Regions from separate parts of the Homo sapiens genome. Here region 2 is linked to region 1. Evidence: read pairs that join two places in POLR2A ChIA-PET (ENCODE). Cell type or tissue: HepG2. All regions are shown on one strand. Links, peaks and the distances in the headings refer to the core of each region. The heading gives the core; the rest is flanking DNA. Region 1 holds the start of HCG20 (HLA complex group 20). Region 2 overlaps MDC1 (mediator of DNA damage checkpoint 1).

Region 1 (8,827 bases), core at 633-8,632:
TGCTGGGATTACAGGAATGAGCCGGTGTACCTGGCCCCAATTAGTTTTTTTAAATTAAATTAATTAACTAATTGGCTATCAGCAGGAAACAAACCGATGAGCTTTTACATTTATATTTACCCATTTAACCACCATCTAGACAAGATAGCTTCAACCCAGGAGTCTCCCTTGTTTCCCTTGCAGTCAATATGTAGCACCCTCTTTCCTGCCCACCTCACTCCAAACTAACCACCATTCTGATTTTTTTTTTTTTTGAGACAGAGTCTTGCTCTTGTTGCCCAGGCTGGAGTGCAGTGGAATGACTTCAGCTCACTGCAACCTCCGCCTCCCAGGTTCAAGCGATTCTCTTGCCTCAGCCTCCCGAGTAGCTGAGATTACAGGCACCCACCACCACGCCCAGCTAATTTTTGTATTTTTAGTAGAGACGGGGTTTCACCATGTTGGCTAGGCTAGTCTCAAACTCCTGACCTCAAGTGATCTGCCCACCTCGGCCTCCCAGAGTGCTGGGATTACAGGTATGAGCTATTGTGCCCAGCCTGCACCCCTTCTCTTTTCCATGAGTCCATGGAAGTCTAAGAGTCAACCAAGAAGTAGGCTCCTGCCCTCACACCCTGTACTCTCATACCATCTGGCACCACAGGTATCTTTCCAGCTCTTCCAAAACGAGGCCTGCTTAGGGTGGGTTTCCTTTACAGCCCCACCCAGCCTGATTCTTTCTGTTCCTTCTAAAACATACACAAAAAGCCAAACACCTCAGGGGTCAGGAAATCCACAATTTCAAAGAAATGAAGTCCTGGTTGCCCAGAGGTGGGAGAGGAGAGGAACACTTTAGTTTCTTTTTAATTCTCAGTAGATTGTTGTTACATGACATTCATAATAAACTGTCCTGCTATGTAACATATTCTTTTAAATATGATTGTTCCTTCAAATGTGATACATGTTGGGAAAGTTGTAGGGAGATCAGTTAATAATCATTTATGGGAATGTTTCCTGAATGAAGGAGCCCAGGATGGGCACGGGATAGGAGATTTCAAGTAAGGAACAGATAGGACCCTTCTGAGAGATTTCAACCCAAATTAGACAACAAAATACATATACTCTCTGAGGACAGCTCAGGTCAATGGAAATGTATTGAGCATCTACCAGTAAAAGTTAATCTTGACTGCTTAGTAGGCACCAGGCACTGTGCTAGCCCTGGGGATACTGCAACCAACCAGACAGAGATCTTCCTGCCTTGTGGAGCTCAGAAGGACAGATATGAAACACACAGGACTGAGGTGGTGACTCTTACACAAGGTGGAGTTCAGGGTACCATAGGCATGTATAGCCAGAGGACCTAACACAGGATGCAGATCAGGGAAGGCCTCTCCTAGAAGCTAATGTTCAAACTGAGACTTGAAAATGATGAAAATATAAAAACATCAGAGCAGGGGGAGGGGGAACCTGAGCTACAAGAGATCCAGACAAGTCGGAGGAACCAAAAAAATTCCAAGATATAAAAGCGTACAGACAGAGAGGTGAGTTGGGTTTAGAAGAGGCTGGTAAGGTGGGCTCAACCAAAAAAGGCCCAGTGGACCCTACACTATGGAATGAATTGTGTCCCCCCAAATTCGTATGTTGAACCCCTAACTCTCAATGCGACTATATTTGGAGATAGGGTTTTTAGGTGATTCAGGTTAAATGAGGTCCTAAGGGTGAGGCCCTAATCTGATGGGACTGGTGTTCTTATAAAAGGAACAGGATGCACAAGAGAGCTCTCTCTCCCCACATGCACGAAGAGGCCATGTGAGTACAGAGCAAAATGGCGGCCACCTACAACGAAGTAAAGAGGACTCTGGGCCAGGTGCGGTGGCTCACACCTGTAATCCCAGCACTTTGGGAGGCTGAGGAGGGTGGATCACCTGAGATCAAGAGTTTGAGAACAGCCTGGCCAACATGGTGAAACCCCGTCTCTACTAAAAATCAAAAATTAGCCAGGCATGGTGGTGGGCGCCTGTAATCCCAGCTACTCAGGAAGCTGAGACAGGAGAATCACTTGAACCTGGGAGGCAGAGTTTGCAGTGAGCCGAGATCATGCCATTGCACTCTAGCCTGGGTGACAGAGCAAGACTCTCTCTGTCTCAAAAAAAAAAAAAAAAAGAGAAAGAAAGAGGCCAGGCGTGGTGGCTTACGCCTGTAATCCCAGCACTTTGGGAGGCCGAGGCAGGCAGATCACAAGGTCAAGAGATCGAGACCATCCTGGCCAACATGGTGAAACCCCGTCTCTATTAAAAGTATCAAATTAGCTGGGTGTGGTGGCGGGCACCTGCAGTCACAGCTACTCGGGAGGCTGAGGCAGGAGAATCACTTGAACCCGAGATCACGCCATTGCACTCCAGCCTGGGCAACAGAGCAGGATGCTGTCTCAAAAAAAATAAAAAAATAAAATAAAATAAAATAAAAGAAAGAAAGAAAAGAGGACTCTGAAAGTCTGAATAAAGCTGACCTTGCCAGCACTTTGGTCTTGGACTTCTCAGCTTCCAGAACTGTGAGAAATAAACTTCTGTTGTTTAAGCCACCCCGTCTAGGATATTTTGTTATGGCAGCCTGAGCTGACTAATACACCATATAAGAATTTTGAGTATATTTCTAAAAGCCTGGTGGGAAGCCACTGGAGTTCTAAGCCAGGGACAGACATGCGTACATCTGTGAGGCTCATTTTGGCGGCAGAGTGGAGAAGGCATCTGAGCAGGGCAAGACTAGAAGCAGAGAGATGAGGTAGGAGGTGAGGGTAGGTGCTCAGGCTGGAGATGATGTTGGAGGCTTAGAGCCTGGTGATGTGGGGATGAGGAAAAGTGGAGAGATTGGAGAGACCTTCATGGGGAAAATCAAAGGACTTGGGGATTAACAGAATAAGAGGAGAGGGGAGGGGGAGTCCAAAGGCCCCCAGGTACAGTGGAAAGAGCCCTGGGCTGGGAATCTAAAGATCCAAGTTCTATTCCCAGATCTGTCACCCAATGGCTTTGGCTAAGTGGCTTCACTACCCTTCACCACTTTAGTTTCCTCATCTGTACAGGAAGAGATGGGCCTGCTGATCTCATGGTGCCGTCCAATTCCATTATCCTGTGATTCTGTGAAGTAAATGCATTAACAAGATAAAACAATGGTGTCATCTCCCCAGGATTGTTCACGGACCTCTCCTCCACACTTTACCTAACACTATTGATCACCGTTTACTTAGCTGTACATTAGAAAGCTTCCATTACTGATCTGTCTCCCTCAAAAGACTGAGACCTCCTCGAGGGTAAGAACTGGGTCATTTTGCTTGGTATCCTGTACCTGAAACCAAGCCAGGCACATAGTAATTGATTAATTATATTTGTTAAATTGATTATTGTAAGTGCTGGGAAGACAGGCACATGGTTATTCCGGGAAGGCATCTGGGTATGATGTATGTTTTCTGAGTACAGGGCACTGTGATGGGTGCTAGGGCCATCAGAGTAAACAAGAAAACCAGTCACAGACCTTACGTCAGGTAGCTAGGCAGACATTAAACACAAGAGGACAAAAATGATGATTTATTTCTAGTTGTGGTGAGTGCTACAAGGAAAAGTACTGGGTATTGTGAGTGTGTAATAAAGAGACTAGCTTGGGGGTAGAGGGAAGGTTTCTCTGAAAGAATGACCCTTAAAATAATAAGGATGAGTAGATTTGCTCACAGATTGAAGGAGGGGAGAGACAGAGAGCATGACTGCAGGTAAAAGAAGCAATAAGCACACATGAAGGCCTGAAGCTGGACGGAGTTCTGGCGAGGAGAATGCCAGATGGAAATCCACCGGAATGTAATGTTAGCTAATTTGGGTTATGGAATTATTGGTGCTTTTTATTCTCTTTTGTGTATATTTTGCATATTACAGATTTCCCACAACAAACATGTACTATTTTAATCATGGGGGTTGGGGGGGGCATTGCTAGTTTTAACAAAATAATAAAGGATGTGGGGAGCATGGGTGTCTGGAGGAGGGGTGCATTCCAGAGGGATTGATGACACGAGCGGTGACTAAGTCCTGCATGGGGGAGGGCAGGAGGCCCATCAGTGGGGCTGGAACAAAGCAGCAAGGATGACTCACAAAAGACACAGCCGAAGCCAGTGCATCAGGGCCCGTGGAGGTGAGGCTGGGGAGTCGGAGGTGATATGAGAAGTCGCAGGGAGCTACTGTCAGACCAACTAGGCAGGGACAGCCTACACCTGAGTAGAGGAGAGGATGAGGAACCAGAGAGAAAAAGCTCCCCTCAGCAGTCCCTGTGGGGCTGGTACAGGACCTTGGGAACCTGGTAAGGGCAGAGTCCTCCTTGTTACTTTCCAGGCACGAAAGGGTTAGATTGTCCCGTGCTTTCTGCCCCCACAGCGGAAGTGGAAGCTGTGGTTTCCAAAGGCCCTTCCTGATCTGCAATCTCTGAGAAATCAACTAAAGAGATAAAGTCAAAGGTTGGTTGGTGGTGTGCAGTGGGCGCGGGGGTGGATCACAGGCAGGAGTTGGAAAATTGAGGCCTGATGCAAGCTCTAAGATCCGCCCCCACCCACTCCTGATCATGAGTGATAAGCACCCCACCACCCACTCTGCCACTTGGCCGGGATTTCCCCGGAGCCTGTGAAGTATTCCCAGGGCTGGGATGTGACTTGGGAGGAGGTGGTAATTGGCTCCTTTCTCCGCTCTGAGCTGGGCCTCCAGGAACTGCCTCCACCACGTCCCCCTTCCCCTCCAGGGGAGTTACTCAGCACAGTCTGACTGCTCCACCTGAACCCTCCTTAGCATCACCCACTCACCTCACACTCCTGACCCAGGTGCTGCCTGCTCATAGCCAGGGCACAGAGATGAGGAGCAACTTCATCCCAGTCTTCTACCCAGCCCCAAAGCTGAATTCCGCAACAGGACCTGGTCCTGACCCTGCTCCCATGAAGAGATGCAAAATCACACTAAATCTTCATGTTAAATCATCATATGTATCAAATGCCAACCAGTCAGTAAGCAGCCGAGGGCACGCTGTCCACAGCCCTACAGCTAGGCCTGTGCTGCTACCAGGGTGCAGAGGCAGGGGCCTTGAAGAAACAGCCCCAGCCCCTAGGAATGCTATTTGCTGTTGGAGACAACAAGTTCTTAATAAAAGCCACATCAACCCAGAAGACCTGAGTCATCTGAGAGAGACCATTTGCGCCTCTAAGCCTCAGTTTCTTCAATTGTGAAATGGTAATGACAGCTAGTTTAGAATTAAATGATGCCGTGTATGAAAAATAGATGAGAGACTTAGAAGGATCCCGTCCTTCCACAGATACTTATTCCTGGGCCAATGCTCAGGATATAAAGATAAAGTAAACAAACGTAACAGGCCTGATCCCTGCCCTCAAGAGGTTCCTCAAGTTGCTGTTATTGTTGACCCAATGACAGCTAAATAAATGAAGGCCACTCATAAAAAGCAAATGGAGGCTCCGATAGAGTGTGGCCGATGGTATTTTCCAAAGTTGGGTGCCCCTTTCCACTTGCTCTCCTTGTCCCATGACTGACACTCCAGGTAGGGGCCATGTTCCCTCTCTTTGAATGGGAGCGGGGCTGTGACTACTCTGACCAATAGGGTAGGAGGGAGGTGATGCAGATCAAAAAAAGATGAGGTTATAAAAAGAATGCAGCTGGGCACAGTGGCTCACACCTGTAATCCCAATACTTTAGGAGGCTGAGATGGACAGATTGCTTGAGCCCAGGAGTTGGAGACCAGCCTGGGCAACATAGTGAGACCCTGTCTCTACAAAATAATGATAATAATAATACAAAAATCAGCCAGGCATGTTGGCAGTAGCCCCAGCTACCAGGGAGACTGAGGCAGGAGGATCACTTAAGCCTGGGTAGTCAAGGCTGCAGTGAACCATGACTGCACCACTGCACTCCAGCCTGGGCAACAAGAGTGAAACTCCGCCTCAAAAAAAAAAAAAGCAGTTCATGCCTGGTTCCCTCACAGCAACCCAGCCACTATGCAAGAGAAACTCTAACTAGACCACAGGTAGAAACCCTGAGGTCCCTGAGCTAACTGCCAGCATCCACTGCAAAGTGTCTGCAGACGATTTCAGTCCCCCAGCTTTCGAGTCTTCCAGCTGCAGCCCCAGATAACATGGAGCAGAGACAAGCCATCCCCACTGCGGTGTGTCCAAATTCCTGGCCCACAGAATCCGTGAACGTAATAAAGGGTTGTCTCATGCCACAAAATTTTGAGGCAATTTGTTGGACAACAAAAAATAACCAGAACACAGAGGACAAGCCAGAATGAGCAGCACATAAGTCGAAGGAGAAAGTACCCTAGAGGTGTTAAGAGTTAGTCAGAATGGAAGGACATTAACTGTGGAAAGCATTACTAGACCTCACGTCACCATATGGTTTTGTACTCTGTCCTGCTGTGAAACTCTTCCTTCAAAGGCCACCAGCAACCCCCAAAGTGACAAATATACAAATTCCCTCTTGTTTAAACTATCATCTAGGCCTGCGCCATGGCTCACACCTATAATCCCAAAACTTTGGGAGGCTGAGGCAGCAGGATCATTTGAGCCCAGGAATTTGAGACCAGCCTGGGCAACACAGTGAGACCCCCAGTCTCTAAAAAAATGTTTAAAAAATTGGCTGGGAGTGGTGACATACACCTGTAGTATCAGCTACTCAAGAAGCTGAGGTGAGACGATCTCTTGAGCCTGGGAGGTCAAGGCTGCAGAGAGCTATGATCATGCCACTATACTCCAGCCAGGGTTACAGAGCAAGACCCTCTCTCCAAACAAACAAACAAACAAACAAACAAAAAAACCCTCACAAACAAACAAACAAAAAACCCTATCATCTGTGCGCCGAAGTCCCCCACTCCAATAGCTACATACCTAGTCCTATCTTTTCACCTGAACTCCTGTCTTGTAGCTCCAATTTCCCGCAGTCACATGCCAGTTCCTTATTTCTTTGCCACCTCAAATCCAACACAACCAAAATGGATTCACTATCATGGACACTGTTTGGGCTCAGGTCCTTTTCACCAGTGAGTCCACTCACTTTCCAGCTTTTGGGAATATCAGCTGATAACCACACACAATTGTCCCCTTTTCTGGAGAATTGCCCTGGGCCAAACAGGAGCCAAGCCCTCCTCCCTTGCACACACTCTGGACAGACTCCCAGTGGCTGCCTGACCTTAAAGCAGATCTACAAAACGCCAGCCCCCATGCCTCCAAGTGCAATTGACTGGTGCAATTTGCTGCCCTGAGCTTCCCCATGAGCTCAGGCTGAAGCTCACATCCTTGCTTAGCCTTTTTCCCTTCCCTATCCTGTTTTCTTCAGTCTTTCTCCTGAGAGCCTCCCGCAGTGTATCTCTTGAACAAAAGTCCCCACCCCAGGTTCTGCTTCAAGGTAGCCCAATCTAAAACACCTGCTGCCGAGTGCAGTGGCTCACACCTGCAATCCCAGCACTTTGGGAGGCCAAGGTGGGCAGATTGCTTTGAGCTCATGAGTTCAAGACCAGCCTGGAGACAGGCTGGACACAGCAAAATCTTGCCTCTTCAAAAGATACAAAAAAAAAATTAGCCTAGCTTTGTGGCATGCGCCTGTAGTCCCAGCTACTTGGGAGGCTGAGACAGGAGGATCGATCGCTTGAGCCCAGGAGGCAGAGGTTGCAGAAAGCTGAGATTGCACCACTGCACTTCAGCCTGAGTGACAGAGGAAGACCCTGTCTCGAAATAAAATAATAATAATAATAGGCCGGGTGCCGTGGCTCATGCCTGTAATTCCAGCACTTTGGGAGGCCAAGGTGGGCGGATCACTTGAGGTCAGGAGTTGGAGATCAGCCTGGCCAACATGGTGAAACCCCGTCTCTAGTAAAAATAAAGAAATTAGCTGGCCATGGTGGCACATACCTGTTACCCCAGCTACTCGGGAGGCTGAGGCAGGAGAATCACTTGAATCTGGGAGGCAGAGGTTGCAGTGAGCTGAGATTGCACCATTGCACTCCAGTCTGGGCAACAAGAGCAAAACTCCATCTCAAAAAAATAATAATAATAAATAAAACACCAACCAAGCCAAGTTTACTTTGTTTACCCTGTTGCTATGAGACCTGTCTCTCATCACCCCAGCCTACAACTCCCTTTCAGACCAGCCATCAGTTTGAATACATTTTCTAGCAAATGCCTCTCATTCTTCCTCCTCATTCCCATTGTCCCCATGTAATCACTGTTCAGGAAGTCAGGGACCCCAAACGGAGGGACCAGCTGAAGCCATGGCAGAAGAATGTGGATTGTGAAGATTTCATGGACATTTATTAGTTCCCCAAATTAATACTTTTATAATTTCTTATGCCTGTCTTTACTGCAATCTCTAAACATAAATTGTGAAGATTTCATGGACACTTATCACTTCCCCAGTCAATACCCTTGTGATTTCCTATGACTGTCTTTACTTTAATCTCTTAATCCTGTCATCTCGTAAGCCAAGGAGGATGTATGTCGCCTCAGGACCCTGTGATAATTGCATTAACTGCACAAATTGTAGAGCATATGTGTTTGAACAATATGAAATCTGGGCACCTTGAAAAAAGAGCAGGATAACAGCAATGTTTAGGGAACAAGAGAGATAACCTTAAACTCTGACCGCCGGTGAGCTGGGCGGAACAGAGCCATATTTCTCTTCTTTCAAAAGCAAATGGGAGAAATATTGCTGAATTCTTTTTCTCAGCAAGGAACATCCCTGGGAAAGAGAATACACGCCTGGGGGTGGGTCTCTGAACTGGCCCCCCTGGGCGTGGCCATCTTCTATGGTCGAGGCTGTAGGGGTGA
Region 2 (8,827 bases), core at 1-8,000, 73 kb after region 1:
GCCAGAGGCCTTTGTCCTCTCCCCTTTGGAGATGTCATCCACCTGAGAACTCCACTACCCTTTTCCCTCCCAGACCACGAATTAGAAGATATGTGGAAGAAAGAACTCAGGGCGTTAGAAAGGATTGGGGTATATTGATACAACTTGTCCTGGAACATGGGTGGGACCAGAAATCTTTATGAATAAATGAAAAGATAAGGGATTTGGAAGCCACAGGTTGTTTTTTGTTTGTTTGTTTGTTTTTTTAATGGCCATTTTATTTTATTTGTATTTATAGTTTTTTATTTGTATAGATTTAGGGGATACAAGATTTCTTACATGCATGTATTAAATGGCCATTTTAAAATTAGCTAGTTTCATGCTCAGATGTCATAAGTGGCAGCTATCTTTAGCCAGACTGTTGCAGTTATTGCTCGATGCCACTCATGGTGTCCTACCTCCTATTTGGAAACCATCTCTATTTTTTTCTTACTGAGATTCTTACTTTGGGGTCAGGAACTTGAAGGGATGCTTGGAGTGAGTAGATTTGAGGGTCCAGTTATGGAGTGCTACTAAAACATTTTCTTCTCTCCTGGCCTCTGGAAGCATCTTTAGCTTTGACTTTGGGCAAGTCTCTGTACTTTTCTGGCCAGCTTTTCCAGGATTTATAAAATTAGAGCTTCGGCTTGACCTCTGTGATAAATAAATATTCACTCTGTGCCTTATGGTGTAGTGTAGTTTTTTAAAATGTCTAGGTCTCAAGACACAAACTTAAAAAAAAAAAAGTCATAGACTTGTATTTAATTCATCATTATCTTCTATTTAGGACAATTTGTATGACATTTCTTAAGATTTTTTTTTTTTTCTTGAGACAGGGTCTCATCTCTGTCACCTAGGCTGGAGTGCAGTGGCACCATCTTGGCTCACTGCAACCTCCACCTCCCAGTTCAAGCAATAGTCCCACCTCAGCCTCCTGAGTAGCTAGGACTGCAGGCACACACCACCATGCCTGGCTAATTTTCTTTTTTTTATTGTTTAGTAGAGACGGGGCTCTACTAAATTTTTGTATTTTTGGTAGAGATGAGGTTTTGTCATGTTGCCCAGGCTGGTCTCTAACTTCTGACCTCAAGTGATCCACCCACCTCAGCCTCCCGAGTAGCTGGGATTACAGGCACATGCCACCACACCCGGCTAATTTTTGTATTTGTAGTAGAGACGGGGTTTCACCATGTTGGCCATGCTGGTCTCGAACTCCTGACCTCAGGTGATCCACCTGTCTTGACTTCCCAAAGTGCTGGGATAACAGGCATGAGCCGCCATGACTGGCCTTTTATCTTTTTGAGTCAAGGTGTCACTCTGTTGCCCAGGCTGAAGTGCAGTGGCTCGATGTCGGCTTACTGCAGCCTTGACCTCCTGGGCTCAAACGATTTTCCTCTCAGCCTCCCAAGTAGCTGGGACCATAGGTGTGTGCAACCATGCCCGATGAATTTTGTATTTTTGGTAGAGACGAGGTTTTGTCATGTTGCCCAAGCTGGTCTCTAACTCGTGACCTCAAGTGAGCCACCCACCTCAGCCTCCAAAAGTGCTGGGATTACAGGCTTGAGCCACCGTGCCCAGCCAGATTTAAATTTTAAAAGTTGGTTGATTACAAGGATGTGGAGAAATTAGAATCCTTATACATTGCTGGTAGGAATGTTAAATGGTTCAGCCTCTGTGGTAAACAGTTTGATGGTTCCTCAAAAAGTTAAACATATGGATGGGCACAGTGGCTCACACATGTAATCCCAGCACTTTGGAGGCCAAGGCTGGCAGATCACTTGAGCTCAGAAGTTCACGGCCAGCCGGGCAACATGACAAAACCTCGTCTCTACCAAAAATACAAAAATTCACTGGGCATGGTGGCACACACCTATGGTCCCAGCTACTTGGGAGGCTAAGAGGAAAATCGTTTGAGCCCAGGAGGTCAAGGCTGCAGTGGGTGGACACGAGCCACTGCACTTCAGCCTGGGCAACAGAGTGAGACCTTGTCTCAAAAAAATAAAAGGCCAGTCACGGCAGCTCATGCCTGTAATCCCAGCACTTTGGGAAGTCAAGACAGGTGGATCACCTGAGGTCAGGAGTTAGAGACCAGCCTGGCCAACATGGTGAAATCCCGTCTCTACTTAAAATACAAAAATTAGCCGGGCGTGGTGGCATGTGCCTGCAATCCCAGCTACTTGGGAGGCTGAGGCAGAAGAATTGCTGGAACCCGGGAAGTGGAGGTTGCAGTGAGCTGAGATCGTGCCACTGCACTCCAGCCTGGGCAACAGAACAAGACTCCATCTAAAAAAAAAAAGGCCAGGCGTGGTGGCTCACCCCTGTAATCCTAGCACTTTGGGAGGCCAAGGTGGGCAGATCACAAGATCAGGAGATTGAGACCATCCTGGCTAACATGGAGAAACCCCGTCTCTACTAAAAATACAAAAAATTAGCTAGGCGTGGTGGCAGGCGCCTGTAGTCCTAGCTACTCGGGAGGCTGAGGCAGGAGAATCGCTTGAACCCGGGAGGTGGAGGTTGCAGTGAGCCAAGACTGCTCCACTGTACTCCAGCCTGGCGACAGAGCGAGACTCCCTCTCAAAAAAAAAACAAAAAAAAAAAAGTAGCCTCTTTTCTGGCTGGAACCCTCATGTAGAGTGTTGTAGATAAGAAGGAGAGGGCCGGGGTGCAGTGGCTCACACCTGTAATCCCAACACTTTGGGAGGCCGAGGTGGGCAGGTCACCTGAGGTCAGGAGTTCAAGACCAGGCTGGCCAACATGACAAAACCCCGTCTCTACTAAAAATTCAAAACAAAATTAGCCGGGCATGGTGGCCAGCCCCTGTGATCCCAGCTACTCAGGAGGCTGAGGCAGGAGAATTGCTTGAATGCAGGAGGGGGAGGTTGCATTGAGTCGAGATCGCACCATTGCACTCCAGCATGGGAGACAGAGCAAGACCCCGTCTTAAAAAAAAAAAGAGAGAGAAAAAGAAGGAGGTTCTTGCTATGCCAGAAACCCTTAAAAAGCGAAGGAATTTCCCAGAGCTGAAGATCAAAGGCCCGAGAAAGAAATTTGCCCAAAAGATGATTCAAAAGGCAAGGAGGAAGCTTATCTATGAAAAAGTGAAGCACTATCACAAGGAATATAGGCAGATGTACAGAACTGAAATTCGAATGGCTAGGATGGCCAGAAAAGCTGGCAACTTCTATGTACCTGCAAAACCCAAATTGCCGTTTGTCATCAGGATCAGAGGTATCAGTGGTGTGAACCCAAAGGTCCGAAAGGTGTTGCAGCTTCTTCGCCTTTGTTAAATCTTCAGTGGAACCTTTGTGAAGCTCAACAAGGCTTCAATGAACATGCTGAGGATTGTAGAACCATATATGGCATGGGGGTACCCAAAGCTGAAGTCAGTAAATGAACTAATCTACCAGCATGGTTATGGCAAAAATCAATAAGAAGCAAATTGCTTTGACAGATGACACTTTGATTGCTTTATCTCTTGGTAAATATGGCATCACCTGCATGGAGGATCTGATTCTTGAGATCTATACTGTTGGAAAATGCTTCAAAGAAGCAAATAACTTCCTGTAGCCCTTCAAATTATCCTCTCCACAAGGTAGAGTAAAGAAAAAGACCACCCATTTTGTAGAAAGTGGACATGCTGGCAACAGGGAGAACCGGATCAACAGACTTATTAGAAGAATGAGCTAAGGTGTCTACTGTGATTGTTTTTCTAATCTAAGCACTTAAGCAGTACCTGCTCTCAAATTGGAGGAAAAAAAAGAAAGTTAAATACGGAATTACCGAACAGTCCAGCAATTCTGCTCCTAGGTGTACACCCAAAAGAATTTAAATCAGGTGTCCAGGCTGGGTGGGGTGGCTTATGCCTATAATCCCAGCAGTTTGGGAGGCCAAAGTGGGAGGATTGCATGAGCCCAGGACTTCACGGGCAACCAGTCTGGGCAACATGGCAAAACCCTGTCACTACAAAAAATACAAAAATGGGCTAGGTGCGGTGGCTCACGCCTATAATCCTAGCACTTTGGGAGGCAAGGTGGGTAGATCACCTGAGGTCAGGAGTTCAAGACGAGCCTGGCCAACATGGCAAAACCCCATCTCTACTAAAAAATACAAAAATTAGCCGGGTGTGGTGGCTCATGCCTGTAATCCCAGCATTTTGGGAGGCCGAAGGTGGTTGGATCACCTGAGGTCAGGAGTTCGATACCAGCCTGACCAACATGGAGAAACCCGTCTCTACTAAAAAATACAAAATTAGCTGGGCGTGGTGGTGCATGCCGGTAATCCCAGCTACTCCGGAGGCTGAGGCAGGAGAATCACTTGAACCTGGGAGGTGGAGATTGTGGTGAGCCAAGATCATGCCGTTGCAACAAGAGCAAAACTCCGTCTAAAAAAAAAAAAAAATTAACTGGGCCTGGTGGCTCACGCCTGTAATCCCAACACTTTGGGAGGCTGAGGCGGGTGGATCATGAGGTCAGGAGATCAAGACCATCCTGTCCAACATGGTGAAACCCCCTCTCTACTAAAAATACAAAAATTAGCTGGGCGTGGTGGCGTGCGCCTGTAGTCCCAGCTACTCGTGAGGCTGAGGCAGAAGAATCACTTGAACCAGAGAGTCAGAGTTTGCAGTGAGCCAAGATCATGCCACTGCACTCGAGCCTGGCTATAGAGGGAGACTCTGTCTCAAAAAATAATAATAATAATAATAAAAAAATTAGCTGGGCATGGTGGCATGTGGCTGTAATCCCAGCTACTGGGGAGGCTGAGGCTGCAGAATCACGTGAACCCGGGAAGCAGAGGTTGCAGTGAGCTGAGATCATGCCACTGCACTCCAGCCTGGGTGACAGAGAAAGACTCTCTCTCAAAAAAAAAAAAAAAATTTAGCCAGGTGTGGTGGCACATGCCTGTAATCCCAGCTACTTGGAATGCTGAGGTGGGAGGAGGTCAAGGCTGCAATGAGCCATGATTGTGCAACTACATTCCAGCCTGGGTAACAGAGCACGACTCTGTCTCCAAAAAAAAAAAAAAAAAAGGAAAAGAAAACAGTTATTCAAACAAATTCTTGTACGTGAGTGTTCATATCAGCACTTTTTACAATAGCCAAAAAGGTGGAAACAACACAAATATTCATCAGCAAATGAGTGGATAAACAATTGTGATATATCCATATAATCAAATATTATTCAACCATAGAAAAGGATGAAATACTGATATATGCTACAATATTTTGAGGATGAATATCAAAATATTTTGCTAAGTGAAGGAAAGCCAGAAACAGAACACATATTATGTGATTACACATGTAAGGAATATCCAGAATAGGTAAACCCATAGAGAACAAGAGCAGATTTGTGGTTGCCAGTGGCTGTGGGGTGGGGGAGATGAGAAAATGGGGAGTAACTTCATGGGTATGGAGTTTTATTTGGGGGTGATGAAAATGTTTTGAAGGCCCAGCGTGGTGGCTCATGCCTGTAATCCCAGCACTTTGGGAGGCTGGGGCAGGTGGATCACTTGAGGTCAGGAGTTCGAGACTAGCTGGACCAACATGGTGAAACCCTGTCACTACTAAAAATACAAAATTAGCCAGGCGTGGTGGCACATGCCTGTAATCCCAGCTACTTGGGAGGCTGAGCAGGAGAATTGCTTGAACCTGGGTGGCAGAGGTTGCAGTGAGCGGAGATCAGCCATTGCACTCCAGCATGGGCAATAAGAGCAAAGCTCCATCTCAAAAAAAAAATGTTTTGAAATTAGATAGAGGTGGTGGTTGTACCTATTACTAATATACTAATGTACTAAATACCATTATATTATTCTCTTTAAAGTGGTTAGGCTAGGCCGGGTGTGGTGGCTCACGCCTGTAATCCCAGCACTGTGGGAGGCCAAGGTGGGTGGATCACCTGAGGTCAGGAGTTTGATTGAGACTAGCCTGGCCAACATGGTGAAACCCTATCTCTATTAAAAATACAAAAATTGGCCAGATGTGGTGGTGGGCGCCTGTAATCCCAGCTACTTGGGAGGCTGAGGCAGGAGAATCACATGAACCCAAGAGGCGGAGGTTGCAGTGAGCCAAGATCGCGCCATTGCACTCCAGCCTGGGCAATAAGAGCGAAACTCTGTCTCAAAAATAAATAAATAAATAAATACAATAAAGTGGTTAGGCAAGGCATGGTGGCACCCTGGGAGGCTAAGGCAGCAGGATCACTTGAGCCAAGGAGTTTGAGACCAACCTGGGTATCATAGTGAGACCCCATCACTACAAAAAATAAAAAGTTAGCTGAATGTGGTGGCGCATGCCTGTAGTCCCAACTACTCAGGAGGCTGAGGCAAGAGGACCATTTGCCCAGAAGTTCGAGGTTGCAGTGAGCTGTGATCATACCACTGCACTCCAGCCTGGACCGCAACTCAAAAAAAAAAAAAGGTTAATTTTATGTTGCATGAATTTCAATTTTTAAAAAATAGTTGATTACTTATGTACACTTTTCTGCATGTAAGTAATACTTAAGTTTGGAAAACTTTGGTGTAGTAGAAATAGCATGAGATTTGCCAAGCATTTTGCTGGCTATTAAACATATCTAATCTCATAATATACATTAAGCACAGCCATTGTGGGGGTGGCAGACAGTATGACCCAGATAAATATTAGTCCCCTTGCACAACTCAAAGCTTTCATACTCTAAAATTGTCCATGTCCCGGAGGCCCTGATTTCTTTCTTTCCATTTTTTTTTTTTTTTTTTTGAGACAGAGTTTCACTCTTGTTGCCCAGGCTGGGTTCAATGGCGTGATCTCGGCTCACTGCAGCCTCCGCCTCTCGGGTTCAAGTGATTCTCCTGCCTCAGCTTTCTGAGTAGCTGGGATTACAGGCATGCACCACCACGCCCAGCTAATTTTGTATTTTTGGTAGAGACAGGGTTTCTCCATGTTGGTCAGGCTGGTCTCGAACTCCCGACCTCAGGTGATCCACCCACCTTGGCCTCGCAAAGTGCTGGGATTACAGGCGTGAGCCACTGCACCCGGCTCCTTTTTTTTTTGTTGTTGTTGTTGAGATGGAGTCTTGTTCTGTTGCCCAGGCTGGAGTGCAGTGGCGCGATCTCGGCTTACTGCAACCTCCGCCTCCCAGGTTCAAGCAATTCTCCTGCCTCAGCCTCCCAAGTAGTTGGGACTACAGGTGTGTGCCACCACACCCGGCTAATTTTTGTATTTTTAGTAGAGACGGGGTTTCGCCATGTTGGTCAGGCTGGTCTCTAACCCCTGACCTCGTGATCCACCCACCTAGGCCTCCCATAGTGCTGGGATAACAGGCATGAGCCACCGCGCCCAGCTCCTTTTTTTTTTTTTTTGAGACGGAGTCTCACTCTGTCACCCAGGCTGGAGTCCAGTGGCGAGATCTCAGCTTATCGCAACCTCCACCTCCCGGGTTCAAGCGATTCTCCTGCCTCAGCCTCCCGAGAAGCTGGGATTACAGGCTCCTGCCACCACACCTGGCTAATTTTTGTCTTTTAAGTGGAGACGAGGTTTCACCATGTTGGCCAGGCTGGTCTCAAACTCCTGACCTCAGATGATCCAACTGCCTCGGCCTCCCAAGTGCTGGGATTACAGCTGTGAGCCACTGCGCCCAGCCAGAGACCTTGATTTCTTACCATACCTGCTGTCTGTAGAGCACCATGTAGCACTCAGCTACACTCCCTCTTCATGAGTGGTACTATTTAAATGCCTCAGGTTAAACATCTAGAGATTAGGGATCTTTTCTTACACTTCCTTGTATTTTATTTATTTATTTTTTTGTTTGAGACAGAATCTTGCTCCATCACCCAGTGGATTCTCCTGCCTCAGCCTCCCAAGTAGCTGGGATTACAGGCGCATACCACCACACCCAGCTAATTTTTAAAATTTTTTAGTAGAAATGGGGTTTCACCACGTTGGCCATTCTGGTCTCCAGCTTCTGGTCTAAAGTGATCCACCCACCTCAGCCTCCCGAATTGCTGGGATTACAGGCGTGAGCCACCGAGTCTGGCCTCTTACACTTCCAATGAACCCCATAGCTTGTAGCACATTGCTTTGTGTGGTAAGTGTCTCTATTCATGGTCCTAGCAGGAAATGAATAGCACAGTGAAATTAGGATAATTTGGGGGAGAGTTTAATAAAGTGATAATTACAAAGAAGTAGGCAGGGTGTAGGGAAATCAGAAAGAATAGTGCAGTGCCTTAGTACCCACAGCTCTGTTGTGATCACCTCCAAGCTCAAAAAGATGAGGACAGAGCAGTCGTGTAGAGAGGACTTTCTTTTTTTTTTTTTCTTTTCTTTTTTTTTTTTTTTTTTTTTGAGATGGAGTCTTGCTCTGTCGCCCAGGCTGGAGTGCAGTGGCGCGATCTCGGCTCACTGCAAGCTCTGCCTCCCGGGTTCACGCCATTCTTCTGCCTCAGCCTCCTGAGCAGCTGTGACTACAAGCGCCCGCCACCGCGCCCGGCTAATTTTTTTTGTATTTTTAGTAGAGACGGGGTTTCACCGTGGTCTCGATCTCCTGACCTCGTGATCCACCCGCCTCGGCCTCCCAAACTGCTGGGATTACAGGCGTGAGCCACCGCGCCCGGCGAGAGGACTTTCTCAATAAAAACTGTGACTTTCATTGATACCGTCCATTTGGGACAACTTACTGAAGCAGAAAGCAGGGTGGAGACTGAATTCAAGGGAAAACATAAGATGTCTGGTACAGCATACAACAGCATTGATTCAGAGGAGGGTGGGAGTACTGAGCCCAGGAGACGGAGAAGGAATGTAAAGCCTGCGAGAGGCTGCTCAGCAATTATCTGGTCCCTT

Evidence for each region. ChIA-PET counts read pairs that join two places held together with the same protein. Peaks named below come from ENCODE experiments on the same cell type or tissue, not always from the same donor. Only the 100,000 strongest peaks of a DNase experiment are listed, where the experiment ranks them.
Region 2: POLR2A ChIA-PET joins it to region 1 with 10 read pairs; 5 of 35 experiments call an interaction of 5 or more read pairs at or near these places.

Annotation. Positions count from the first base shown.
Region 1 is chr6:30,765,017-30,773,843 of GRCh38, reverse strand. HCG20 (HLA complex group 20) reads right to left here and starts at 7,019. Exons shown (of 4, transcript NR_138037.1): 1 at 6,893-7,019. RefSeq lists enhancers at 3,611-4,142, 4,143-4,674, 3,559-4,758 and a silencer at 4,530-4,709. In HepG2, for the core only: no CTCF peak of the experiment used is centred there; DNase peaks (open chromatin) are centred at 4,093 and 4,383; H3K4me3 peaks cover 980 bases.
Region 2 is chr6:30,691,684-30,700,510 of GRCh38, reverse strand. MDC1 (mediator of DNA damage checkpoint 1) reads left to right here. Exons shown (of 15, transcript NM_014641.3): 15 at 1-704. The coding sequence ends at 46. It also overlaps the pseudogene RPL7P4. Among named protein-coding and RNA genes, the nearest start is that of NRM, 5.1 kb to the right of the region's middle. In HepG2, for the core only: no CTCF peak of the experiment used is centred there; a DNase peak (open chromatin) is centred at 4,970.